Regions from separate parts of the Homo sapiens genome. Here all the other regions are linked to region 1. Evidence: chromatin contacts called from ENCODE Hi-C or POLR2A ChIA-PET data. All regions are on one chromosome and are shown on one strand. The core of a region is the stretch at or near the end of the contact, and the rest is flanking DNA. Distances in the headings are between cores, read along the strand shown.

What was found. Hi-C counts contacts between places; a loop is a spot of excess contacts on that map. ChIA-PET counts read pairs that join two places held with the same protein, here RNA polymerase II (POLR2A). Pooled maps may share reads with other maps.
Region 2: a map of naive thymus-derived CD4-positive, alpha-beta T cell shows a loop between it and region 1 (29-fold over the local background). The contact joins the promoter of LINC01802 here to the enhancer-like site in region 1. A Hi-C loop is called at or near these places in 2 of 168 maps with a recorded cell type or tissue (CD8-positive, alpha-beta T cell and naive thymus-derived CD4-positive, alpha-beta T cell) and 7 of 50 pooled maps. POLR2A ChIA-PET finds 5 or more read pairs at or near these places in 2 of 52 experiments (Panc1 and activated CD4-positive, alpha-beta T cell).
Region 3: a loop to region 1 is called in a map of endothelial cell of umbilical vein, with 6 times the contacts of the local background. The contact joins two enhancer-like sites. A Hi-C loop is called at or near these places in 5 of 168 maps with a recorded cell type or tissue (Caco-2, GM12878, chondrocyte and 2 more), 1 of 37 single-sample maps with no recorded cell type and 10 of 50 pooled maps.
Region 4: a loop to region 1 is called in a map of Caco-2, with 3 times the contacts of the local background. The contact joins two enhancer-like sites. A Hi-C loop is called at or near these places in 1 of 168 maps with a recorded cell type or tissue (Caco-2) and 9 of 50 pooled maps. POLR2A ChIA-PET finds 5 or more read pairs at or near these places in 1 of 52 experiments (naive thymus-derived CD4-positive, alpha-beta T cell).

The regions. Positions count from the first base shown.
Region 1 is chr2:206,797,373-206,803,981 of GRCh38, forward strand. No RefSeq gene overlaps it. Among named protein-coding and RNA genes, the nearest start is that of MIR3130-1, 17 kb to the left of the region's middle. Within about 2 kb of position 3,244, at least 2 of the 41 ENCODE cell types and tissues checked have a DNase peak (open chromatin) inside an H3K27ac peak, as active enhancers do.
Region 2 is chr2:207,257,118-207,263,708 of GRCh38, forward strand. LINC01802 (long intergenic non-protein coding RNA 1802) reads left to right here and starts at 3,328. Exons shown (of 3, transcript NR_146973.1): 1 at 3,328-3,450.
Region 3 is chr2:207,071,000-207,077,466 of GRCh38, forward strand. It overlaps KLF7 (KLF transcription factor 7), which reads right to left. Exons shown (of 4, transcript NM_003709.4): 4 at 3,138-6,467. Among named protein-coding and RNA genes, the nearest start is that of MIR2355, 36 kb to the right of the region's middle. RefSeq lists an enhancer at 924-993. Within about 2 kb of position 3,337, at least 7 of the 41 ENCODE cell types and tissues checked have a DNase peak (open chromatin) inside an H3K27ac peak, as active enhancers do.
Region 4 is chr2:207,307,070-207,313,408 of GRCh38, forward strand. No RefSeq gene overlaps it. Among named protein-coding and RNA genes, the nearest start is that of MIR1302-4, 41 kb to the left of the region's middle. RefSeq lists an enhancer at 3,287-4,036. Within about 2 kb of position 4,507, at least 10 of the 41 ENCODE cell types and tissues checked have a DNase peak (open chromatin) inside an H3K27ac peak, as active enhancers do.

The sequences.
Region 1 (6,609 bases), core at 1,994-4,493:
TGAGGCCTGAAGAAAACCTAGTGTTAAAGAAAATCAATTAAAGATAAATAAAACAGAGGGGCAAAGCCCCGTTCACCAGCTTGGGTTCAGATGAAGCTCCCCCGACAGCCACTACTCCTGTGCTGTTGCAGGCTATTGTAACGGGGGTTCCACGTCATCCAGGCCACAGGCCAAGCCTTGGATGCACCTGCTCTTTGCCCAGCTGCCCCAGGGCAGAGCTCTGCACAGATCACAGTGCCTTAAGACAGGATGATAACACCCCTCAGTGTTTTCCTTAGAGTGCTCCATGCACCACAGCCATTTTTCAAAGCATCCCCCAGGCCAGGGTTAAGGCAGAACAGGTTTTCCAGTCATAGCCTCCCACTTAGCTGAGTAACATTTCTTGAGTGATCTTGTAAATGAATAGTTTGAAAGAAAAACAGGCAACTAAGGCAGTGCGGTCACATTGTTTGAGAATACAGATGCAAAATTACTTGTGAATTTACTTGCTCATTTTTCCAAAGGATGTAATCTGTACACTTAGAAGTATTTCACTCACATGGGGCTCTTTGTAGCAACACAAACCGAACAAGCTATTTCTGAAACTCATATTTAACTGTGATTTGATATCATCTTGATTTTCTTAATTTTTTTTAAAATTGTGATAAAATACACAACATAATATTTACCATCTTAACCATTTTTAAATGTACAGTTCAGTGGCAGTGAGTACATTCACATTGTTATATAACAATCACTACCCTCCAGCTCCAGAATCTTTTCAACTTGCAAAACGGAAATACTGACACATTAAACAGTAACTCCCATTTCCCCTTTCCCCCAGTGCCTGGCAACCACCATTTACTTTCTGTCTCTATGAATTTTACTACTCTAGACACCTTATAGAGTGGAATTGCTCAGTATTATTCTTTACTGACTGGCTTCTTTCACTTAGCGTAGTGTTTTCTGGCTCATCCGTGTCATGGCATGTGGCAGTATTTCTTTCGCCCGGGCACTTTGGGAGGCTAAGATGGAGAGGCTGAGAGTTGAAGACCAGCCTGGGTAACATTGCAAGACCCCCATCTCTACAAGAAAATTAAAAAGGCTTGAGCCCAGGAGATTGAGCCTGCAGTGAGCCATGATCATGCCCCTGCACTCCAGCCTGGGGAAAGAATGATACCCTGTCTCAAAGAAAAAAAAAAGAATTTCCTTCCTTTTAAAAAGATGGAATTATATTCTATTGTATGTATATACCACATTTTGTTTATCTGCAGATGGGCCCTTGGATTGTTTCTACCTTTTGTATCAGTGTGTGTGTGTGTGTGTGTGTGTGTGTGTGTGTGTGTGTGTGTGTGTGTATTTCTAGAAACTTGTTATTCTCCTGAGTGTTAAACTGTTTTAAATGTTTGGTTTTTCATTTCTAGAACATTTTCCTATCCTAAAATTTACCTATCTGGCTATCTATCATCTATCACTTTTCCTAAGGATCTTTAGTTGTTTACTTTTTAATGAAGTATAATATACGTTATGATAGTGTATTTTATGTATCCTCATATCCTTTCACTGTGGATTTAATTTTTAGAAATAACAAAAAGTCACATAGGGCAAATTCATTAAGCTGAGTGGGTGATTAAGTTAACAATAGTAATGACCATGTATTAAGTGCCTACTATGTGCCAGGCACTGTGCTAGCATTTCACACCCATTATATCATTCAGTCTTCACACCCCTGTTTGGTGGTTATTAATGATTACTAATATTCATTTTATAGATGAATAAACTGATACTCAAGGCCTTAATTGCCTTTCCTAGGGGTGCACAACTAGAAAAAAGGCAGAGCCAGATCTGCACCCAAGTCCTTCTGACCCCAGAGCTCATGCTTGTATCATCGCACCAGTGTTACTCAAGCTTTCCTGGTGATTACAGTCACATGTACTTGACAAAACCACAAACTGTTGGGCCTGTCCCAGTGATACTGAATCGAAATTTACTGAGGAGGGACCTGGGAGATTACACTGCTTGAACAGCATGGTACCGGGGAACCAGAGATCAACTTCAACCCTTCTGTTAGCTCTTAGTGGGCTGGTCAGCTGGATGTAGAAGCTAAATTGACAGCAGGCAGATTAACAAGAGAAAAATGTATAAATTTTACTAGTTTTACATGTACTTGGGGATCTTCACAAGAAAGTGAAGTCTGAACAAGAGGCCAAAGTAAGATATTCTTATACTTTTTAGACAAAGAATGATAAATTTGAGAAGAAACAACAGGAGAAAGAAAATCTGGCTAGGACAGTAAAATTTTCTAGGGGAGTCACAGGAGATATATGAGGGGGTGTAAAGCAAGTGGAAGATAAAGGTTATTTTGTTCGTAAGTTTGTTTATTCGGGTTCCTTGCAGCCTCCAAGTCTCTGGTGATAAGGGCTATTTTCTCATCCTGGTATGGATAAATCTCAGGGCCTTCGAAGAGTATCCGTCCCAGAGGATTCTTTATCCCTTGCTCCATACAGGAAGATATAGATCAGCTCTTCCTTTCTGAAACTAGAATTTCTCCATTGTTTTCCATTAGAAATAATCAACATACAAATTTTGGGATGGCACATCCTTCAGTCCTCCAATGGTATCTACCATATTTTTTTCAAACATATAACATACTTTAAGGTAATGAGATTAGGTCGTGCAGCTCACAAATAGCTCTGAAGGCAGTTCCTATAGCAGAGACTCAATTGTTATGAGCATTAGCTATTGGCATGACAGAATAGGCTTCAAAGTGACTTCTTTGAAGGACAAGATTTATTTGAATGTTCTGCTTTAGAATCATTAAAATGAGCACCCTCACTGCCATGTTGGCTCTACGCACAGTAAGATTAGAGAGACAGCGTTTTACAGTGAAAAGAGTAAGTCAACCCTGGTTTGGGATCTGGATAAATTGCTTAACTTCTCAGAGCCTTAGTTTCTTCATCTGTAAAATGGATTACTACCCAATTTGAAGGACTATTGTATACATTAGAAATAACTATATATGCCTTGTCATGTAGTAGATGCTTATAGCAGTTCTTATAATAATAAAGCGAAGTCCCCGTGGTGTATTGTAAATGTGAACCACACTCCTCAGCAGTGATCCTTGTGTGCTAAGCTAGTGGACCAGAGTTTCCAGCTGAAGTAGATCTGGAACCGAGTCTTGAAAAATGTGTGTAGAGAAGCTTCTGTACTTTTCTTATGTGGATGGCAGTGGCGAGGGGGCGGTGGCGGGTGCAGCTGCAATACTTAAAAAGGAATTCTATTGTGGCAATAAATGAATATGGCAAGAAATGAGCCTGGCAAGAAATGAATGACAATGGCCCCTAGGTGGTGCTGAATCATCATGGAAGTGGAGGCTGGACACTTGGCATTTGCGGAGGTGACTTCCTTCTGGTTTGAATTTCAAATAAGAGCAGGACAGCTCCTTGGGATGTCTGGGAAAAAAGACCAGGCAGAAAAGAGTCTTTTCACTAGGAGCGGGTGCAAAATACTCTTGCCTGTGAGGCCTCTTCAGGTCTTCGGTTTGCTTTAGTTGGAAACAGGAAGCAGGGTCAGACCAACTTGTATTCATTTGCTGAGAGCTGTTGGAGCTGTGACTGATTCTGACAGATCAAATACCATTTATAACACTCCTGTGGGGGACACTTTAACCGGGGATGTTAGTGCTAGCCCCTCCAGAGACTAAGTATGTTTGCGGGATGTGAGGACCCCTGGAATATACAAATATGCATGCTAATGAATTTTAACAAAAATAACCCATTATTGTTTTCTGTGCAACACTGTGCATTTCTCAGCTACACCTGTCCTTTCCAACCTCAATTGCTGGGCAACCTATTTTTCTTTCGGCATCAGAAGCGATAGCATCTGGGAAGTGAATCTGATGAATTCTGCCTGGCAACCAACATCTTTCCAACTGCCAGATCCTGGGGTAAGAAACTGAGATGCTCTGGAGCTGGTTCAGGGCCAGAACGCACCTGTCCTTGAGGGCCTGGTGATGGGGGAAGGAGGCTGGCCAAATGCAGAACTTCTGAAAGTCCACTTCCTGAGTTCATTTCCATTTTGGCAAAATGTGACTTAGGTTTCCAAGGGAAGGAGTTTACATGTATTAAAATGTCTCAGTGGCTGAAGTTGCTTTGTGTCCTCCGCTAAAGCCTCCTACCATCGATTCCCATCTCCAACACGTTTTCAACTGTGGTGTTTTGGGAAGGTAACCATAGCAACTAATCTTATTCAGAAATGACTGGACCTAGGCAGTAAACGGCAAGGTAACCCCATGGTAATTTTCAGTGGAAACCCAATATTGATTCTAACAATTGTACAGGCTGAGCACTGTTAGCTATTTACTAAGCACTGTTCTCCTTTAAGACATTTGATTCTCACAACCCTGTGAGGTAGTCATCATTATCCTCTCTAACACTCGAGAGTTGGCCCATGGTTGTGCAGCTAATTAAATCTGCTGGACCCTGAAATCAGCTTTTTTCTCTTATACAGACTCTGCCTTCTAAGGAAAACTGGAGAGACGCCTTCCGGTGTCTATTTTGCAGGTAGTAAAAGTGAGTCACAGAATCATGGAAATTGTTCAAGGCAACAGCAGAGCTGCAGATCCTCTGCCCTAATCCCAATAATGCCTTTCTGTTATATGTAGAGCTTTAGAGCTCTCAAGATTATCTCATCTATTGCTCACAGCGGGTCTTTGTGATGATTATATCTATTTATAGATGAGAAAATTGAGACATGAAAAGGTTAAATGGCATTTCTCAAGGTCACCAATTACTATATTGAAGAACAAGAAATAAAATCCGTTTCTAATTCTCTGCTGCCTTACTAGATGTGGTGCTTTAAAAATATTTCATCCACTTATCTGTTTCAGAATGTATCAGATACATTAGGTACCATATATTATGTGTGGTTGACAAGATTTTCAGGATTAACTTTAATTCACCAGAGATAAACTTTATATCTAATGAGATCATCTTTATGGAAATACTGTTTATGAGTATAAATGTTTTTATGTGAGAATTATATATTCTAATGAATCTTTAAAAATCCATACTTCATGTGCTATAGATGCAAAATCATAAATTTATCTCTGTAAATTGCCTAAGATGATGGTAGAGAAGGGTGTTATGCTTAAAATTTTTAGCGCTGTAAAAGCTACAATAGTCTCAAGAGAAAAATGGTCAGTAATCTTTAACAGAGCCACCTGCCATGCATGGGGCCCAGTGTATGGAGAGGAAGGGTGGGGGCATAACCCCAATCCCACAGGGTATGTTCGGTGGCTTAGATTTGTTCACTCAGTGGGGTAGAGGCACAACTCATGAAGTGACACCCAGAAGCCTGGACTCCAAGTTCCTTTGAGAGCTTGATGTAGACCCTTCAAACATTGGTCGGGGGTGGGAGTGCGAGGTGAGAGTAGGAGGTGTGGGAAGGTGACTGGAGATAGAAGCCTGACTCTTGCCTGGAAAAGCCCAAAGGCAGAAGGCTGCCTGGAGCTGCTGCTGATGGCAGAGCAAAAACAGGTGGCTGTAAGAAGGCTTTTGGCTTCCAAGTTTTGCAGGGGAGAAGGGATGGCATGGATGCATAATATTTCCTGTGGATTAAACGAATGCTGAAGAAACTAGCAGGCTTGAGTCATCCTGAAAGGCACCTGTCCTAGAGGACGTCCTGCCAAAGCTCAGAAATCTCAGCAAAAAGAGGCTGTATGGGGTCTTCACAGTCAGCCTGAGAGTGCCTTGTGGGGGTCAGGTCAGGGAATGCTGTGGTGTAAGAAAGACACGCCATGGAAAGAGAGGTGGGAGTAGGGGTGTCTCTTAAGAACCCACAAAAGTCACTCATGTGAGGAGGAGCCAGCACTTGAGCATCTAGCACACAAAGGGCATCCTCGCAGACTGCAAGGTCACCAGTGAATAGACCCATTTACCTCTAGTCCCTCCTCCCCACCTGGCCCTGGAGATGCCAGAGGCAGCACAGTGAGCGGGGCAGGAGGAGCAGAAAACAGAGCAAGGGGGGCAAACAGCAAAAGAAGATTCCACAGCCTCCTCCCCCTGCTGCTCATTACTGAGCTGGAAGAAAGGAAGGAATCTTAGATTGGGTGAGAGCTGCATATTTTGAGAATAGATCAGGTGATGAGCTTTTTAATACCTTAAAATGAGGCTCTGCTAATAGCCATGTGCAACCAAAAATACTCTGGCATATGCCGGAGATGGCCTCTCTGAGGTGGGAAGGGAGAGCTGGCAGAGCCAGTGTGATGGGCAAGGGAGGGAAGAAGATGGAGCTGTTTCCAGCCTGCTGGAGCTACTGACCCAGCCTGTTCAATAAACTAGTGTCCCCTAGTAAGAGCCTTCCAAGTTAATCGAATGAACCCCTGGATTTCTTCTTGCTCTGTCACCCCCAGCAGTGAGGCTCACTCTAGAGTTTAGATCCTGCGTGTTCTTTTTCTTTTAACATCTGGTAGAAAAAGCACCCCCTGGCCTCTTCCACTTGGTTTCACATTTTCACTTTAGAGTTATCACCAAGTAGAAAAGCCACTTTTCCCTAAACTGCAGGCAAGAGCTGCAAACTCCCTCTAGGTGACTTTGTTGGGCCTTCAGAAGGTTAGAATCTGAAGGGAGT
Region 2 (6,591 bases), core at 2,078-4,577, 460 kb after region 1:
AAAGCATGTGTGTTCTGAAACCGACAGCACCGGATGGAAGCTGATTAAAAAGTGTAGGGGAGCAGCTCCCCCAGGAGAAGTCTTTTTCACCTTACCAAGCTGGGCGGGAGTGGGGACTCTCAGACCCCTGGGAACAGTGGAGAAAGGAGAGTGGGAGAAGGAACTTTCCCAAAGACAAGACAGTGGGTGCAGCAGGTAGAAGGGCAGTGGGTGGAGAGGATAGAACATAAAGAAACGCCTCCAAAAGAAAGGACCAAGAGATACGGAGATATTTCTGGGAAGCCTAGGGAGCCCCATGGCCTATTTCCTTTTCCTTCTGCTCTTTCACTGTAGCTATAAATATTTATCTTATGAAGAAGCATCCTCCCTCCCCACCCCAGAGGGATTTATTTAAAGCCCACACCATCACGATCATGCAAATATTTGCTGAGTGCTATTGTATAGGGTCCTCTGTGAGGACACAGAAGATCGTTTACCTTCTCACCTTCCAATGCCTTGTAAAACACTTATGGTGTGCCAAGCACCATGCTGCCCCTTATTTTGTTAGCTTTCTCCTTTTAGCCACCCCCTCAGGTACACAGAGCTGGTAGCATGAGGCCCATTCTACAGAGAGCTGGAGCTCCGGGAAAGGGCTAGCGGATGGCACAGTCATGGCTGACACTATTTCCACCAGACACCCTGCTCCCTGGGGGTTTACACACAGGAGGTCTAGCTGCTTAGACATTAGGTTATCACCTATTAAGCAAATGGAGAAGCAAAACTTCAGAATTTCTGGAAGGGTCTGACCCATCTGGTCACCAGACCCTGCCCACAGTGCTGACTATCCCTGCTATTCTTCTGGTCTTGAATTGTCAATGAACGCTTTTATGTGCAATTGTACACCTCCCCAGCCCACCACCACCACATCGGATTGCAACTCCTCCTGGCCAGGAGCTGAGTCTGGGGAGCTTTTGTGTTTCCTGACAAGGCTAAGAGGAAAGGCTTGCAGAGAACAAATTCAAATTTTCTGGTTGATTGCAAGCACACTTTCAGTCTCTTAAAACGAGAAACCCTACCCCAGCCACCTTTATTTCCAAATCCTCACGTTGAGGCTGGTGTCTGCCGTGGTGGTTCTCCCAGGATGGTAGCTGTGTCTGCATTCCTTTGGGTTGTTTTTTGGGCGTATGTGCATATGTGTGTGCACACATGTGTGTGTCTCAGACTGTATTGTTACATGCCCTTCTTCGAGGGTTTTTCTCTACGAGGCTCCCTGCTGACAAGCAGGACATGCACAATGGCAAAAGTGCTTTTTCTCTTAGACCAATGAGAATTCATAATCCACTTCCTACAGAAGCCCAGAAAGGGAACCAAACAAGCAGCCCTCTTCTCCCCCAGCATCCTGAGTCATGTCACAAATATTCTACACTCTTTTCTTCTAATTTATGTTGCTACAACTTCAAGGTCATTGGGAAGCTAGGAAAGAATTGGCCCTGCCTGGGGGAGGCTTTTGCACCCAGCACACAGCATTCTAACTGCCCCTGCTTCACTGCCAAGAAGGGAAGGTGTGGTTCACTTTGTCCTTATTTGACCAGAGGCTAGGCATGGAATGCTGCCTCAGTGCCTGGACTGTAAACTCCTGAGGCGGTCATAAATAGGCACTCGGCCTGGTATGGCTTCTTGGCTAAACATTTGCACAGTAACACAAATGAGGCAGCAGACATGAGTCAGGAGGGAGAAATCAGCTCAAGAAGGGGTGGGGGCTGGAGCTTAGGCTTCTCAAGCCTTTGAGATGATGCTTTAGCCAGAGATACTCAGCTGAGCCTCCAGGGACAGACTGCGGGCCCTCCCCCATGCACTGCACCACCTGCCAGATACATTTGCAAAGCAGCTTGTAAGACCAGCTAAGTAAAGAGCTACTTGTCCATACTCCATGCATGAGGCCAACAAGGACCTTGTGTGTTTCTGAAAGGGGCAATAAAAAGACATTAATTATTTTATCCAGATTGAACATTCACAGTTTCATCCAAGGTTATATACAAGCTGAGAACTTAAAGCTCAGGGATGATACTGACCCTGCAAGGTTAAGTCTGGTAGAAATATGAAAAGATAATAGTTATATCATTCCAGTGATCATTGTTAAGTGCTCAGTGATCAGTGGATCACCAGATTTATCCTTGCTTCCCAGAGACAGGGTGCCAGTGGCTGGTGGCCAGAAGTTTTTAAGCCCACACAGCATGTTTCCTATTCTCTGCTGGGGACAATGAAAGGGAGAGCCTCTCCCAGCTGCTACATGCCACCCTCTAAAGATCAGAAATAAAGTATGTGCTGAAGAAATGAATGGATTATTTCCTTTATTCATTCACAATAAAACACAGTGCTGCCCCGATATTGTGTTTCTCCATAGTAAGTCTGCCTCCCTCTGCTCCTGTTTAACAATTACGGTTTGCTAGGACTGCAAAGACCACAGATTGGGTGGCTTAAACAACAGAAATTTATTATCTCACAGTTCTGGAGGCTAGAAGCCCAAGATGAAGATGTCAGCAGGGGTGGTTGCTTCTAAGGGTGTCTCTCTTTGGCTTGCAGATGATCACCTTCCTGTGACATCTTCACAGGTCTTCCATCTTCACAGGTCTTCCCTCTGTGTCTGTCTACATCCTAACTTCTTCTTACAAGGACACCAGATATCATGGACACCATGGATTAGGGCCCACCCATATGAGATCATTTCATTTTCCCTCTTTAAAGACCCTATTTCTAAATGCAACCACATCTCGAGGTGCAGGGAGTTAGGACTTTAACACATAACACAATTCATTCCAATAACAACAATTATAATTTTTTGGTGTCACAGGGCCAAATAGCTTAGTCCCCTCCTCTCTGTGTCTGCATAAACATTTTGGCAAACGCAAATACTGCCCCTGACACAGACAGACACAGGATCTGCCCTTACCATGTCTGCCCACACCCTCTCTCCAAAAAAGGCTCTATCAAATAATTCCATGGCGTTTCAGGTTGTAACAACAGAAAAAAAGGTCTTTTTCTTTACGTATGAATTTTCTAGTCAGTCTTTCTACTGCTGAAGGAAAGGGGCAGTGACAATGCCTTGCCCTTTGTTCATTTATTCCTACCACCTGATTCACTTGTTTTGGTATGAAGGCAGCTTCTGTCTGGCTGTCTCATTATCAACATCACATGTGAGCAGTTTATTTTGGTAATAGAATGAGGTTTCATTTATTTTGAACATAAACTGAGATTCAGCATTTCACCAGCCCAAGTTGTAGGAAAAACTCCAAGTGGCAGGGTTATACCTGGTTCTCTTCATCCTGCGTCTTTCCTCCACCAGGTAACCCCAGATCCCATGAGGTGGCAGTGTCACCATTGCCCCAGCCCAGAGTCATTTCAAGGAGGAGCAGGTCACTTCCTGATTCCCAAAGCATCTGCCTGTACCATTGAAAACTTATTCCTGCTCAGGTAAGTCCTAACTATCCGTCCAGCCCCACACAGCCCTTTTCAAGAGCAGGAATGCTGAGCTCATGGGATGAATTTTGGTCCCATAACTACAGAATAGTTAAATGGGTAAGCATCAAGAAAGAACACACCTGTGATATTTTTGATGCTTTAAAAACTCTCATTTAAAATGTCCTGTCCCTCAACCCATGTTGAGTGTGTGTGTTTTGTTTTTTGAAATACTCCTCTGAGCTCAGCACACTAGAGACATGACAAATTTGGTGTTTTGAACCATATGCCCGTTTGAATTGTAGAGATGCACATTGGTTAGGTTTTTAGAGCACCTTCTGGTAAATTAAGTCAGAGGTAGATATCAATGCTGGTATATACTCAAGCAGACAAGGAAAATTAATTGCAAGAATGGGGCGGGAAAATATCTTCCATTTATCTTCTTCCTATTTCAAAATTCAAACCTACATTTCTAGAGATTTAAAGATATGACGATAAGGAAGTTTTAATTGGCCAAGATTTGAAGCTAAAGAGGCTAACCTCAAGGAATTAGTATTATTTGTTTATCTACTACTTATGGGGTATAGAGCTGTATACTGAGTCATAGTTAGACATGTAAATCTCTATCGTCCAGGATCACATCATCAGAGTAAAGAGACCAAAGATGCTTGAAACTGTAACAATGGAAAGCAGGAAAACCTGATCAGTTCCAACTGGGCAGGATGGACATTCCGTTTGGGGTTCAGAGTGGGAATGATCACTGCAGTGAAGGGGTCTCAGAGGAGGTGACATTTGAATTTGGATTAGGGGCTTGGAGTGGGAGAATGATATGCCAAAACTGTTGTCAGGGGTGAGTTCCCTAGCACAGGGCACAGGATGTGCGGGGGCAGGTGGGGAGCAAGCTTGGGAGGCAAGCTTATAGACCCTTGCCACGGCCCAGGCACAAGGCAATTCACACGGGAGCTGAGGTATGGCAGTGGTGAGTAGAGGCAGAGATGGGTGGGTAGAGGAAGAGACAGCATCTGTGAAGAAGAATAAGCAGAGCTTTGAGTCTACCGACTGTGAGGAACAGAGGACAGGGACCAGGGTCCTGACCACCGACCAGCTTTCAAAGGAAGACGGCTGCCCACGGGGAAGGTCTGGCTCCTAGACCTTCTTCCTAGCTGGGCAGCTGTCTCAGCTCCCTCTACTTCTCACATGCTCTTAAAATAGCAGAACTGTCCAGCATGCTGGGCTTTCCAGTGGAGTCCAGGCCACCCCAAGAATATAGCCCTGCCCTCTGAACAGGTAGGAAGAATGTTCAGGGCACAGGTATGAATTATCCAGGGGCAGTTGTCAAACAAAAAGTCCCAGAGCTCCCTCTGGCTTCAACCCCAAAGCAAGATCTCCATTCCAACTGTACTCAATCAAGTGGACATAGTCCAGCTATGACTGGGATCATTTGGACTTCATATCACATATCTTTGTCCCCTTTTGGATATTGTCGTGATTTTTTTTGTCGGCCCCTGTTACGCATCTATTGTCTTCATTCCCCTTTTCCAATATCCCTTATTTCTATTTGAATTTCTCATATGATCCTGGGACTTACGTGGTCTAGGTGAGGTTAATCAGGCATTCCATCCACCTGTTCTTGTTGACATATTTAAGCTTCTGGTTCAAATGTCACCTGAAGCCAGATACCTCTAAACTTTTCATTTATATGAAATAACTTCCCTTTATTGTTTGAGCTAGTTTGAGCTCGGTACCCTCTGCTTGCACGTAAAAAGTCCCTGACGTGGCCCAGTGTGGTGGCTCATGCTTGTAATTTAAGCACTTTGGGAGGCTGAGGTGGGTGGATCACCTGAGGTCAGGAGTTCAAGAACAGCCTGGCCAACAAGGTGAAACCCCATTTCTACTAAAAATACAAAATTAGCTGAGCATGGTGGTGCACACCTGTAATCCCAGCTACTTGGGAGGCTGAGGCAGGAGAATCACTTGAACCCTGGAGGCAGAGGTTACGTTGAGCCAAGATAGTGCCATTGCACTCCAGCCTGGGCAAAAAGAGTGAAACTCCGTCTCAAAAAGTCCCTGATGCAGGCTCCTTGTTTAATTATGTTATTGTAGAAAGGGCTCTGGGAAGGAAGACAGAACATGGTCACTCCAGGCCCTACTCTGGCATGAACCGGGCCTGTGTCCTTTGTCAAAGCTCTGTATCTCTCTGGGCTTCAGTTTCTTCATCTTAATGTGATGAGTTGTTCAAGCCAGTTGTTAGTGATCCTTCTAGCATTGGCATTCTGACTCACAACACCCCTGTATATTGAGACTCTAGTGAGTTTGGCCATGCACCTCATGATCTGCCTCAGTCTGACTCCACGCCGTGGCCTATGAATACCAGGTAGACTGCCACCACCAAAGACACTGAGGAATTAAATGTGGTACCAGATTTGAACACATGTAGACATGAATGGACAGTAGCATGCACATAGGTTGGATAGTTAGAGTGTTTTCTTTTCTTTTTTTAGGGCAGAGAGGACATTGGCAAGCATGAGAAAGGCATGGGCTGGGGTCAATATGTCTAAAATGTCACTTTTAGACATATTGATCTGGGCTGAATAAAAGATAACCAAAAAAGAAGGATCCAACTCACTGTGGGAGATTTCACACTTAAAGGGAGGTTCTCAAACTTGAATTAGCATCATAATAGCCAGGTAATTTTGAGATGGGTAAGGATAAACAGAGAGCCAGAAATAGAGAGAAAAACCTACCTGGAGATGTTCAGCTGGAGGCAGTGACACAGCTGTGAGAGCTGAAACTGGGGACCAAATTATATCCCTGGGGATGTGGGGAGGAAGAAGATTGGAGCCTTAGGGACTTGAATGTCAGAGACAACCACGTTTTGTAAGGAAGAGAAAAGGAAAAGGAAAGGCCATTAGAAGGTAAAGGAGGAGGTCAGGCATGGTGGCTCACGCCTGTAATCCCAGCTTTTAGGGAGGCAGAGGCGGGAGGATAGCTTAAGCCCAGGAGTTCAAGACCTGCCTGGACAATATAGTGAGACCCCCATTCTCTATGAAAAGGAAAAAAAAAAAAAAAGACAGAAGGTAAAGGAGGAAAGAGAAGGGAAGTAAGTTTTGCAGTTACTGCTCACACATGGAAACCCATGAGTGTGAGTGTTAGGAA
Region 3 (6,467 bases), core at 2,087-4,586, 270 kb after region 1:
GGAAAAATATTTTGGGGGCTGAGTTGTGTGTTCATGTGCATGTATAGGCAGTGGCCTGGGCATCTCAGAACTGTGCCACGAAGGTGAGCACATTTTGAAGCTGTGCCTCACAGCATGCATTAGTTTCTGGGCATTGACTGTTGATTGGGAAACCTGGGGAAAGGCACAGTCAAGATCTAATGCTCAGGGCTCCAACCCCAGAACAATGGCAGGACGTGGCCACGAGCCCACCCACCGAAAGCGCCTGTACCTGAGGGAATGGGTGTTCCAAGCAGGGGAAAACGAGGCAGAGTATGTGCGTTCACTCCACTCACAGGCCACATTATCTTTTTCCTCTTAGGGGATCTCTGCATCCTTAAGTAACTTCCCAGTCATCAAATCAGTCTTTATTAAATTTTCACATGCACTTAGTTTTCGATTCAATTTGAAATGTGCTCCGAGGAGCATCATATGGACTAAATAATTAGCTAAAGAGAAATGGTACAGCATAGATTTTAGAGAATGGCACAGAACAGTGCCTCTTAAATACCACCAGTAGTAACTGAGGGCTTTTATGTAACACAAAGATGTGTACTTTTATTTTGAGTTATTTATTTTCATTTTTATTTAAAGGAAAAAATGGCTTATCAGACCAGTAGTTTTGGGGATATTTTTGCTGAGAACAAAGCTAAAACAGGTATTTGGGTTTTAAAAAGTGTGTCAATTTAAAAAACGATTGAAGAAGTAATAAATAGTGCAAGGATAATAAAAGAATCTTGAAGGCTGTGCTCAAGTAACTGCAGTTTAAGAAACACTGCCAAGTCCAGGAGAGCATCACCGCATATCAATAGCCCTGGATTTACTCCTGTTGTGCAAAGGACGTACTATATGACCCTGGACAAGTTGGAACCTCTCTGAACCTCAGTTGACTGAAGTAGAACGGTGACATTGAAGGAGATTGCCAAGATCGCCTCCCATGGTAGCATGTGGTGATGCTATTGATATTACAGGTTACCTTCTGTGTCTAGTGAGGTGGAAATGGGGAAATGATGTCAATCGTGATACTATGTCTGGAGACATCATGTACATAAGCATCAAGTTGACTCCTCCTCACCCTGAAGCAGTGAGGTATAGAGAAAAGTCTGCCACTTACTGTGTTCCCTGGGCCTTGATCAAGTCACTTACTCTCTTTGAAGCCCAGTTTCTCTACTTGTTTTTTGAATTATGTTTTTAATTGACAAATAAAAATCATATATATTTATTGTAAACAACCTGTTTTAAAATGTGTATACATTGTGGAATGGCTCAGTCAAGCCATAATTAACATATGCATTACCTCATATACTTACCATTTTTGTGGTGAGAACATTTAAAATTTATTCTCTTAGTGATTTTTGCACAAATACATTTCCAGTGATTATAGTGACCATGTAGTACAATAGATCCTTGTATTCCTCCTGTAGAACTGAAATTTTACATCCTTTGACCAACATCTCCCCAACCCCTCCTCACTTCAAAGCCCCTGGTAACCACGATTCTACTCTCTATGAGTTCAACTTTTTTAGATTCTGCATATAAGTGAGATAATGCAATATTTGTCTTTCTGTGCCCCCAGTTTTACCATTTGTGAGAGCAAATGGTCATGGTGATGAATAATACCTATTCAGTGTATGCAGTCTTATTGGACTACTCAAATGCAGTGTACGTAAAATGAAAAATTTCAGAAACATAAGTAAATGTTTATAAAACAAACATAAATTTTGTTCTTCCACCCTCCTGTAACTTTGTCATCACTTCCTCATTTTTAAATATAGTGTTGTTGTATGTATAGCTATATCATGATCAGGCAAAAAAGTTAATAGGTTAAGTTCAAGCCAGTAACTGTTGATAGTTTTTAAACTCTCAGATAAAATATTTAATGTTGGAGAAGGAATTAGGAATTGGCTCATGGATAAAACAGAAAACCATCACCTGCCAGTGACCTCAAAATCTTATTTTAGCTAAAAGTTTTAACCATCTCCTCTTCTAAACCTGTAAGTGGAAAATGAGCTACAAATAATAAATTATTTATCAATTCCACTGAACTCTGCTTTTTATGAGACTTCTTTCCATTACCCCAGCATTCCCAACTCCATATACAACCACAGATTATAGCTGGTACGCACCTTCTTCCCCCTAGGACATGCAGGTTACACTTTCAGACTACTGCCTGTTGGATTCAAATTATAGTTGTTTTTGCACTTAAGAATTCTTGTTACCAAGCTTGCCTAGTTGATCGTCTAGTTGACTAGGAGATAAATATTTCTAGAAGATGACACACAAAGAACTTGCAACTTCTAAATAGGGAGAACACAGAAGAGAAAGTAGAATCACCCAATATAAAGTATAGAGTCATTTTGTGCCAGGGCAAGCAACCCGGCAGTCTGGAGTCATCCCTGAATTTATATTATATTGTAAAAATGGATGCTCAAAAAGGTTGTAAAGTGGGCAATATATATATTTAGACCAGTCTTAAGCAAAAATTTCATTTCTAAATATGTAAGCTTAAGTCTTTTAGCATATTCACTTATGTAAACCATCTCATTTCCTTATGGCAGATAGATTAGACTTACCACCCTCTTGTCTGAACATTTCAGTACAGTGCAATTTGTCCTTCACCTAAAATGTTCAATGTGATATCTTTTTGTAAGTCAGGGAGTGGAATAATGAGCCTTCTTCTAGGTAATATTGCCAAGCTATCTTATCCTTCCTCACTCAGAGAAATTTCCAGGTAAATGATTTTGGTTATCAGAATGAAATTACTCATCTAGTCCCAGAGCTACTGAAGACACAGGGAGTAGGAGGCAGGTCTTCAGACTCCAGGGGCTGTGTTTTCCCCACTACACATGTGGTTTCTTCTCAGTCAGCTTTGAGCTGCCGTGTTGCCCAGCTCACTTGCCTGTTCGGGAGATGTGGCAGCTGATGCTTAACACTTCAAAACCATTTTCCCGGCCCCTGCAGCACCTACTGTTCTCTTCACCTTGAGTTTTATGAGAGCAAGAACTTGATCACTCAGCTTCCCTTCCAAACCCGCTGTTACACTCCTGACACCTGTTTCCTGTTCAGGGACATGAGAAATGTCTGTGTCCATGCAGCAAATTCAGTCACACTAGCCACGGTTTCTAAAGTAAACATTTATTGGAAAGTTTCTTGTCAGATTCATTTGATTAGGGATAGAGGTTATTCACCACCGTATCCACTTCTGTAAGTCCAAAGAATGCAAAGAAAGCTTGACTACTGCTGTGTCCCATGTGACAAATGTGTTTTACTGCTGTTTCCTGTGAATGACACCACTTCTCTCGGGGAATCGCTGAGCTCGGGATGCTGAGGCGACACCACCAGCTGGGTTCTCTACCTTCCTCCTTACTGGTGATGCTCTTTCCTGGAAGTCGTGTGTGGCAGAGATTTTAGTACTTTTCTTTTCAGTTCTGAGAATTTTCCCTGGGGCTTTCATCTCCCTCTCTTCTCTGGGTCTGAAGCTGCTTGTATTTCCATCTAGTTTTTTGTACTCTCCACAGCCAGCTGGATTTCCTGGCTTCCGGTTACCCATTTCCTCCCCACTCCAACCACCTCCTGTCATTTTACTGCCCCCTACCCCTCACCTAAATTATTCCCTCTGATCTTTACCCTTCCTCCTTCACAGACTGCTTCAAAGATCCTTTCCCAATAGGTTCCTATTAAACACCATCCCAGAACAAACTGCCTCCTTCTCTCGCCAAATAAACCGCTTTCAATAAGCCTCTCCCAACCCCCTAAACAAATAACATCTTGTAATCTCTATCATTCTAAAATATTGCTTTTCATAATCTCCAACAATTGGCTCCCTTTTTCCCCTTGAAGAAATAAACTCAGTGACCCTTATTTGGGCATTGAGCTGCCTCAATGAAACTATAAAATACACACATACGCACACACACACACAACTTCCCAAACGAAGATAACCTAATACAACCTTTTGCTTTCCCTTTCTCCAAGAAAGAAAACTTTCACGAAGTATGTAAGTACCCACTTGCGTCTTTCGAAGATTTTTTTCCCCAGTGAAACAAGCTAAGGAGAAATACAGTAAAGTATTCCAAGGCCAAACACATTCTACTGTTTATTACACATATTACATTCTTAAATAAAAATGCGTCACATAACATTTTTTGCATAGATATCTTACAATATACCAATTTAAAAAAGAATTATGAAACAGACCAGTAACAAAAATAAATTTTTTCTTCATTAATAATTTTGTAACATTAACATACCACCATCATATAATACAAATAATAGTTTTAAATCTTAAGACTTTTGTACAGCAAAAAAACTTGACAAAGTAATATATTTATATATATATATATATAAAAAGCTTAAAAAAAATAAAATGTCAAAAAAAGGCATAACCGAGGGCTATAAGACTGGGTACTTCTGTGATATATTATAAATACCAGAGAAGGCCTGAGAGAATGTGACGGGGGGAGGCGGGGAAGGAGACGGGGCTGGGAGTAGGTCTCTCCAAACACACTTGTTAGACACATCTGGCAAAAAGAAAATGTATAGTGCAAAAATAAATTTATTCAAGCAACTGTTAAGAGGATAATAGAGATTTGAAAGAAAAGTTTCAGTGGCTGGGAAGTTGTGTGGGAGTAGGAAGTGGGAGAAGGAGCTTGACGCGGGGGCGGGTGGGGGCTTGTGGAAAGGAAGGGGAGGCTTCAAAAACATTAGACATTTATTTTTGCCTCTGTGTTAGCAAGGAGATCTTGGCCATTAACAGGTGTATTTTTCCTCCCTGGAATGAAGCAGAAGTGAAAGATAAGGAAATTAAACTAAGTCTGGGTTTAGATAGGAAATGCATGCTGGGAAGAAAAAACAAAAAGGTTGAGAACCAGCCAATAAGCCCCAAAGCCTTCAGGACCTAGGTTTGCAGAAATCGTTCTGCCTCCAGTCCAAAGGCCTAGGTTTAAAATGTCCCCTCTGCCCACCCCCAACCCCTCCCCGCTATGTGGAACTCCCAGTGTGGTTTCGATATACTGGCAATTATAAGCATCCATCCCCCCCAAAAGATATTAGGCACTGGTGGCTACTCCTCCGAAACGTCAGTAGCCTGTTTTCCTTCCGTGAAGGTACGACAGGTACATATGCGCATGTCTAGGTGCGAGCATATATACCACCCTCATTATGCTGACGTGGGGTCCATCTTATGGCAGTAGACAGAAGCTGGACTCACAGCAAGTTACGATTCCAAAGCTCACAGTTGAAAAAAAATTGTATAAACAGTCCCCAACAAAGAACATTATCAACCTTCCCTCATGACCACTGAGAGGGAGCCCTGTTTGAAAAGAATATCTTGTTTGGGATATTTGTGAAGTGATGGCCCAGGATTTCTCTCTCTGTTTTTGACACCTGTTTCCCGAGGACTTTTATGTTAAATGCAAAACACCTGAAAAATACAGTACTCTATTGGAAGGATGCACATAAGAAAGTTAACTGCAGCTTTATTTTTCCCTTTTCTGGGATCTATTAGGAACCAACAGAGGAGATTTAAGAGTGTTAAAAGCAAGAAAAAACCCTGAAGCCTCAGGCAGTTCGTCGTGGGAGGTCACGTTATTTACAAGAAGTTTCTGCTTCCTTTCACACATTTCTGTTGTTCCATCTCAAGTATTCCCAAAGATCCTCACTGAGGAAAGTAGGCCATCAAAGAGACATTGATGTATACTCAGGATAGGCCCTCTAGTTTTCAAACTGAGATATCACCATGTTCACCGAAATTTAATCCAGACACCCTGAATTTGAGTCCTCCCCTCCTGCCCCCCAACTCTTGCGCTTGGCAGGTGGCCACTTCCCGAAAATGCAAAGGAAAGCTTCCAGGAGTAAATTTCAATCAGGTTCTATTTACTGAATGTTCATTTTGGCAATGTTCTGGGTGCAAAATTGTAGCCAGAAATGCTGGCCCTCTTAAGATTTCAAAAAAATTCTAATAAACTAAAAAATGAACCTGATTTTTGTAGTTAAATGTGTTGCATCTTTATCTTACTTTGCCTACCTTCTTCCTGCTCCTAAAAGCAACTCATGCAAAAGAGAAGACAGAAGCACTTCCCACTTTTTACTTAACATTTTATGAAGTGACTTCCATAAAGGAAACCATTTTGAACCATCAAAACGAGTCACTGGGTTTTGTTCTTGCAACTTGAGTTTCTTTTGGCTTTGCCATAAAATGCAGGAATAAAGGCAAGAGGCAATGTTCCGAATGCACTGGAAGAGCCATCCAAAAGCCCCATTTCTTTCCCCTTTGATGCAAATAGACATGGATAATCTGGAAAGCTTATCCCAAACAAAAGTCCTTATAAAATCTTCTCTGAAGCCAGAGAAGATTTTTTAAAACTAGGATTCAGTTCTGCTAATCAGGCATGAGGTTGGCTGTCCTTTTACCCTGTTATCATCAGGCAATCAAAGATGTACAAAGGGCA
Region 4 (6,339 bases), core at 3,257-5,756, 510 kb after region 1:
TTTGCCAATAAGAAATTCATGATAGAGTTTTTTTTCTTAAATGCTTCCCTAGTACCTTCATTACATATTCTGAATCAGAAAAATATGACTCTACAGAAACATGTATGTCACGTAAATTGTAAGCTGCACCTATATTGAAGTAAAATATGGGAAGAAGTTGTGGGACTGGATGCTGCTTAGGAAAGACATAATCTGGGGATCTAGTTGTCAGTATGGATGATAACTGATACCTACAGTTCTCAGCTTATATTGGGGTATTCCTCCACCACTGATTACCAATGCCAGATTCTGTTTCAGTGGAAAAAGCATAGGATATTAGTGGCGGAGAGCCAACTAGAATACATTTTGTTGACCCTCTTACTTCACAGATGAAGAATCTAAAATCTACAATGTTGAGTGACTTATTCAAGATCATGGAGCTTTGCAAGTTTGTTAAACATCCCAGGTCTCATAAACATTTTTAAACTTGGGCTCAGCCTATGTGACCCAACCTGCTGAGGATATGAAGTCATTACAAAAATTTTCTCTCATTGCCAGGCTAGGAAATGAAGGCCATTGAATACTGTTACCCAAAAAGGATTAGGGTGTCAGGGGCAGGTACAGGTGTTATGGGACTTGAAGTTTATAAAACTTCAAAGCTTCTCTGAGGGAAAACAATGCTAAGCTAAAAATATAAATTGGGTACAAAAAGAGAATATTTATTTAGAATGAGGAAATAAAATGTAATTAATTTTTTAAATGGACATGAGTTGGGCATGGTGGCTTGCACCTGTAGTCCCAGCTACTCAGGAGGCTGAGGCAGGAAGATCACTTGAGCCCAGGAGTTTGAGGCTGCAGTGAGCTATGATGGCACCACTGCACTCCAACCTGTGCAAAAGAGCAAGACACTGTCTCTAAATATAAAATAATAAGGTGGGAAAATATCAAATACATCACAAATACCAAAAAAGTAATGTTTTTATTAATTAACATCCTCACATGCCTATAATACTTGTTCCTCTACAATCTTTGCTGCATGCTCTTTAGTAACTTCTTCACATGACAAGGATTTTGTAAATTCTTTCCTATAGGAAAAACTCAAAAGCAATTCAGTCTTTCCTCTAGCATCATTGACCAAAATTCACCTTCTATTATTGACGGTTTAGAAAAAATTTTTTATTTTTTTTAGTTCCAGAAGTCATTCTCATGTAAACTATTAGGATAGTTGTCAAATCTTGGGGAACTTATCAAATTTCTTTTATACATATGAAGTGTAAGATGTGGAATAATTTTCCAAAAGCTAACTTCTGGCTCTATTTGAAATATTGTTATTCCCTGTATACCCACATACTCCTAATCTCAGACATCGTATCGGGATACCATCAGAACCATCCAGGCAAGAGGGAACCTGTACTTCACAGGAATACATTCTGCTCCTCTGCCCTTGGTGTCTCTCTGCACAGGGCAAGAAATCTGCAGGGCTAGGAGACATGTCTGCTCAAAACCCATGCCCCCTACTTCTTGATCTCACTCCAAGTACACAGGACCCTGGAATTTATTGGTGAAACAGAGCCTACCTAGATCTCTTCCTGGAGTCTTTCCTCCCAAGGGCAAAATGTATCCTCAAGTGTGATTATTCTTTGGCCAGCTTCAGAGCCATGGACAGAGCCCATGGAAGTGAAAGGCCCTGAAGCTTAAAATGCACTAGCCTCATGGCAAATCCACCTCTATGCAGAGGCTCTGCGATGAAGTCTTCTGCATCTTGTACCACAACCCAATCTGGAAGCTACTCCACCCACCAAAAGTACAGTCTATAAAAACTTCACCACTGCCTCAGCATGGCAACCATGCAGAGGAAGCAGTTAGAAAGAGATCAAAGAGATAAAAATGTGTGTGGCTCTGAACACTGTGAAATCTTCCTAGATAATGATTAAATGGCAGCAGATATCTTGCCTGTCTGTCCTTCTGAACCAACATGGCTCCATCTTGGCATTTCTCAGAGGAAAGCCCATGGCCATGTAGTGCCTTCAATGTTCCCATCTGGCAGAAGTTGGGCAACATTTCCAAAAATCTAATCTTTTCACATTCTCTTCTTTCTTCTTAACCTCACGTAGCACACCAGGCACCTGGACCCCTTAACAGACCAGAAGACTGGTCAGATGACCCTCTCTGGACGCAGTCAATAGAGGGCAAACTCCCACTCTCTTCATGCAGTGTGCATTGGAGTGAGGCAAGGAAGGGAGTGTGGGAGGAGTGGCCAAGGAAGGTTGCCCACCCTGGTCTAAAATGAAGACTTTTCAAGAAAAAACTGACCACTTTGGGGGCCTCTCGTGCACTGAGCATTAATTTCTCAATGCTTCTCCTCCCCAGCTCCCCTCTAACTCTTTGGCCCCTGTGCCCATGGTTGTCTCCTCATGCCACCACGGCATCTGCTCAGAGGACACCCGCCTGATGACCAAGATGAATCATGCTTAGGAAAGCTCCTGGGCAACCCTAGGCAATCCAGCAAAGCCCCCTAGACTTTCTCTAGCATGCACCCCTCCTCCCCACAACCACGGGGTCTTCAGGAGTTCTGGCCATCTCTCCTGACCCTCTGAGGTCCAATTTTCAAGCACTTTTATTCACATTCAAGGTACGAGATTAATAACACCCCCTACCTTAAGGTATATGTTTTGAAAAAGAGGACAATGTCTTAAGCAGAAGATTCAAAGTGAATGAACTTTAATTAAATGTCCAATAAAGAGAGATATAGATATGGATTTTAAGAAAAACTTCTAGGCATCTTAAAATAGGGTAGTCCATTTAATCCCCACATTTAAGCTTCCCTGTAATGGGAAGAAATAAATAAACTGAGAGCTTTGGGGTAGGAAGACAGGGTCGAGGGGTAACCTGGGAGGGGGCTGGGTGACTTGTTGCAAAAGTCAGAAGACCATGAGTCAGGGTGGGATCAGTATAACACTGTCATGAATTCTATCTTGCTGGCTTCTGTGCATGTGCTCCTGCGTGCGCGCGCGCGCGCACACACACACACACACACACACACACACACACACACACACACACGGTACAAATGCCTTTGTGGGAGGTGCTATTACCAACACCAAGTCTAAATCTAAGCCTCTCATTTTGTATTCCCTGCACTGTAAGGGGCAGCCCAAGGGGGCCGGGGTGGAGGGCGGGTGGGAGGCACATCTAGAAGAAGAAGGACAGATTTAAAAGGAAAGATTATTTATGAGGCCATGAAGACGTTCTTCCCAGACTCCTGAGTGCAGGAGTATGACTTATTTATTTTATTTTCGTTTGTAACCAAAACCTTCCCCTGACTCCCATTGGCCCCAGCTGAGAGGGGAGAGAGGGCCGGCCCGTCAGGCGTTGATCACCGGGCCAACGGGAGACAGTGTGGCGTGATGCTGACGCAGCCCACTGACAAGCCAGGGAGGCCCAGGGGAGCAGCTCTGAGCAGAGCAGCCAGAGCCAAGCAGGTAGAGAGCTGACAGCCGGGGAATTGCTAAGAGGCGCCGGGCTGGTGGGGGCAGGATGGTGAAACAGTTGGACTCGAGAGAAGGTGTGATTTGTGATGCACAAACTGTCGTTTACCCACTCCCCTTGGAGTCCTCTCCACGTCCCTCAGCTCCATCAACCTCTCTCCAGTTTAAATTTCCTCTCTCCCTTCCCCCTCCTGCATGCTCACTCCGTGGGTCCCCGCATTTCTATTCAATAATGTTTCTCTCCCTGTCTCCTTTTGGGAGAAGGAAGGGAGCAGATGAACACACATTAATAACATCAAAATGTCACATAAGTGATCAGCTGGAGGGGGCAGTCTCTCTGATGTCCTCAAGGCATCCTATTTAGGAATTGATATCTGCAGAGCCAGAAGAAAGCACAGCTGCTCTGGGGTACAGGCTAGGGAGTTAAGGGGATGGCTGTGTCAGTGTTGGGAATTCGTGCACTTACGGTGCAAAAGCACAAGGTGCATGAATTACCAAAGGCCTCAAGAACTGCCTGGTCCCACTCTCCTCCCTGGAGAGAGGCATCGCTGAGAAAACAGGAGCTTGTGTCTCCAGACTGGAGTTCTCTTTTAAGAAAATGGAAGTTGGGAGGGAAAGGGAGAGAAAAGCTTCAAGCCTATGGATAAGTCCTGAATCCTCCTCAGAATAGTGACCCCCGACATATGCACTGACGTGCCCATTTATTGAGAATCTCAGAATTCTTCGCAAAGGTGTCCCATTTAAGAAAATCCTCCATCCTTTTCAGGCAAAAGCAACAAACAGTAACAGAATAAAACTTTACTCATCAGATGGTGGTTACCAGTCTTTCCCTGCCATTTTTCTGGATGATGTTTAAAACCATGAGACTCCTGCTGGCCTTTCCCTTGTTACTGCACATAACCACATAGCCCTCTTACACTGGATGAAGCACTTTCTCCATAATGTTCACTTCTTTAATGACAGGATAGATGTTGCTGTTCTGACGACTGGAGTATTCAGACTGATGAGAACCACTGGTGATTCTCAGCAGTCCCAACATCACATGCTTCCTGTCCTGATGACCTGTGAGTCACCACTCCACCACCTCCCTATATGGGTGAGAGGTTACATCAGTCCCAGTCTATAGATGGAACAACACAGGCCCAATTGAGCAGATGTGCTTTCATGAGTCTGTCTCATACTATCTATTGCCAGGAAACAGGGTACAGTTGGAGACATATTGTTGCGTCATCTGAAGGCCTCATATTACAAGACACGACTATGAAGCTAGGCTTCACTCTATCACAGGAGTGGGAGCCTCAGACTTTAGCCCCTGGTTCCAATTCTGACACCTGCTTAGTATAGAAATACTTAGGTCCAGGAGTCAGAGGTTTGAGTTCTAGACTTAGAATTACCACTTAGCAATCACTTTCATCATGTCGCTCACCTGCTAAAAATCTTCCTATGGCTCCCTATTGCCCTTAAAATAAAATCCTAACCCCTCATCATGGAATTCAAGATTGTATCATCTGGCTTTTGCCATCTCTCTTACCCCATCTCACACCTCTCTCCCTCTCACTTGCTACTCCCCAGACACATCAGCCTATCTTTCTGTTCCTTTAAGTCACTCAGGCTGGTTCATACTTCATTGTCTTTGTACATGCTGTTCCCTCTGCCTACAATGTCCTAAAAGTGTCTGTAGTCTGCTAATCATTTCACCCTTAACAAATACTGCATTACTCAATAGGGAACACTCTCCCAGAAAAAGGTTTTTTTGGGGGGTTGGGAGGAGAATTTGAAATTTGATATATATTTTTAAAATCCAAGTAGTCATCATGGGGAAAATAAGAATCTGTCATTTGTTCATTAATTCATTCATTTAGCAGATATTTACCAGGCACCTTCTATGTTGGACTTCATTACACAACATGGTACTGTTTCTATTCGAATTACAATACACAAGCAGGGATGGGGAACTATGAGTTTTTAGAGCCTCTAGAAGTTCTAACCTAGCCCTGGCGTCAGCTCATGTGTCACCTCTTCAGAAATGCTTGTCCTGATCACATTATAAATTAGCTCTCCTTGCCTTCCCTCCACTTTCTAACACAAAACCCTGTTGTATAGAATAGAATAATATAATTTACCACTGCCCTAATTTGTTGATTGATGTATTTACTTATGTACCATCTGTCTCCACCAATTCATATTTAAGTTTCATGAAGGCATAACCTTGTCTCTCTTAGTCACCACCAGCACATAGAACAGTGCCTGGCACACAGACAGTGTTTGAAAAATGTCTGCTAAATAAATGAAGTAATGAATGAATGAATGTAGTCTTGGGCTAGTCGCTTAAACTCTCTGGGCCTTAGCTTTTTCATCTCTAAAATATGATCAATAACAACAACAACAAAAATACCTGCCTGAGTCAAAATGTTGGCAAGAGTTTGAAATAAAATATGTATAGACTCAATTTCCTAGAAAACAGAGCCTGAGGCAGGGATCAAGTGCTGGTGCTTTAAGTAGGAGGTACAATCCCTAGGCATTGGGAATGAGGGAAAAGGGAAAGAAAAAAAAACAGAAAGAATGAGAAGAAATAAAACACGGGTGGGCTCCTACATTGACTACTGCTTCGTGTGAAGCCACAAAGGGACACATTGGTCACTTGACAAGAGCATCCATTGGACCACACAGGACATCTTACATGGAGAAACTCTACCCTGAAGCAATGTATCAAGAGAGAACAGAACATTGGTCAATATTCACCCATTGGAGATTTTACCGCCCCACGCTTCCATATTGCCTTATCTTTACCCATGTCTCCCCAGTCTCCCCTGAAATCAACTCCTCTGTCCTTTAGTATGACATTTCACCCAAGCCTGGGAGTGTCTGGAAG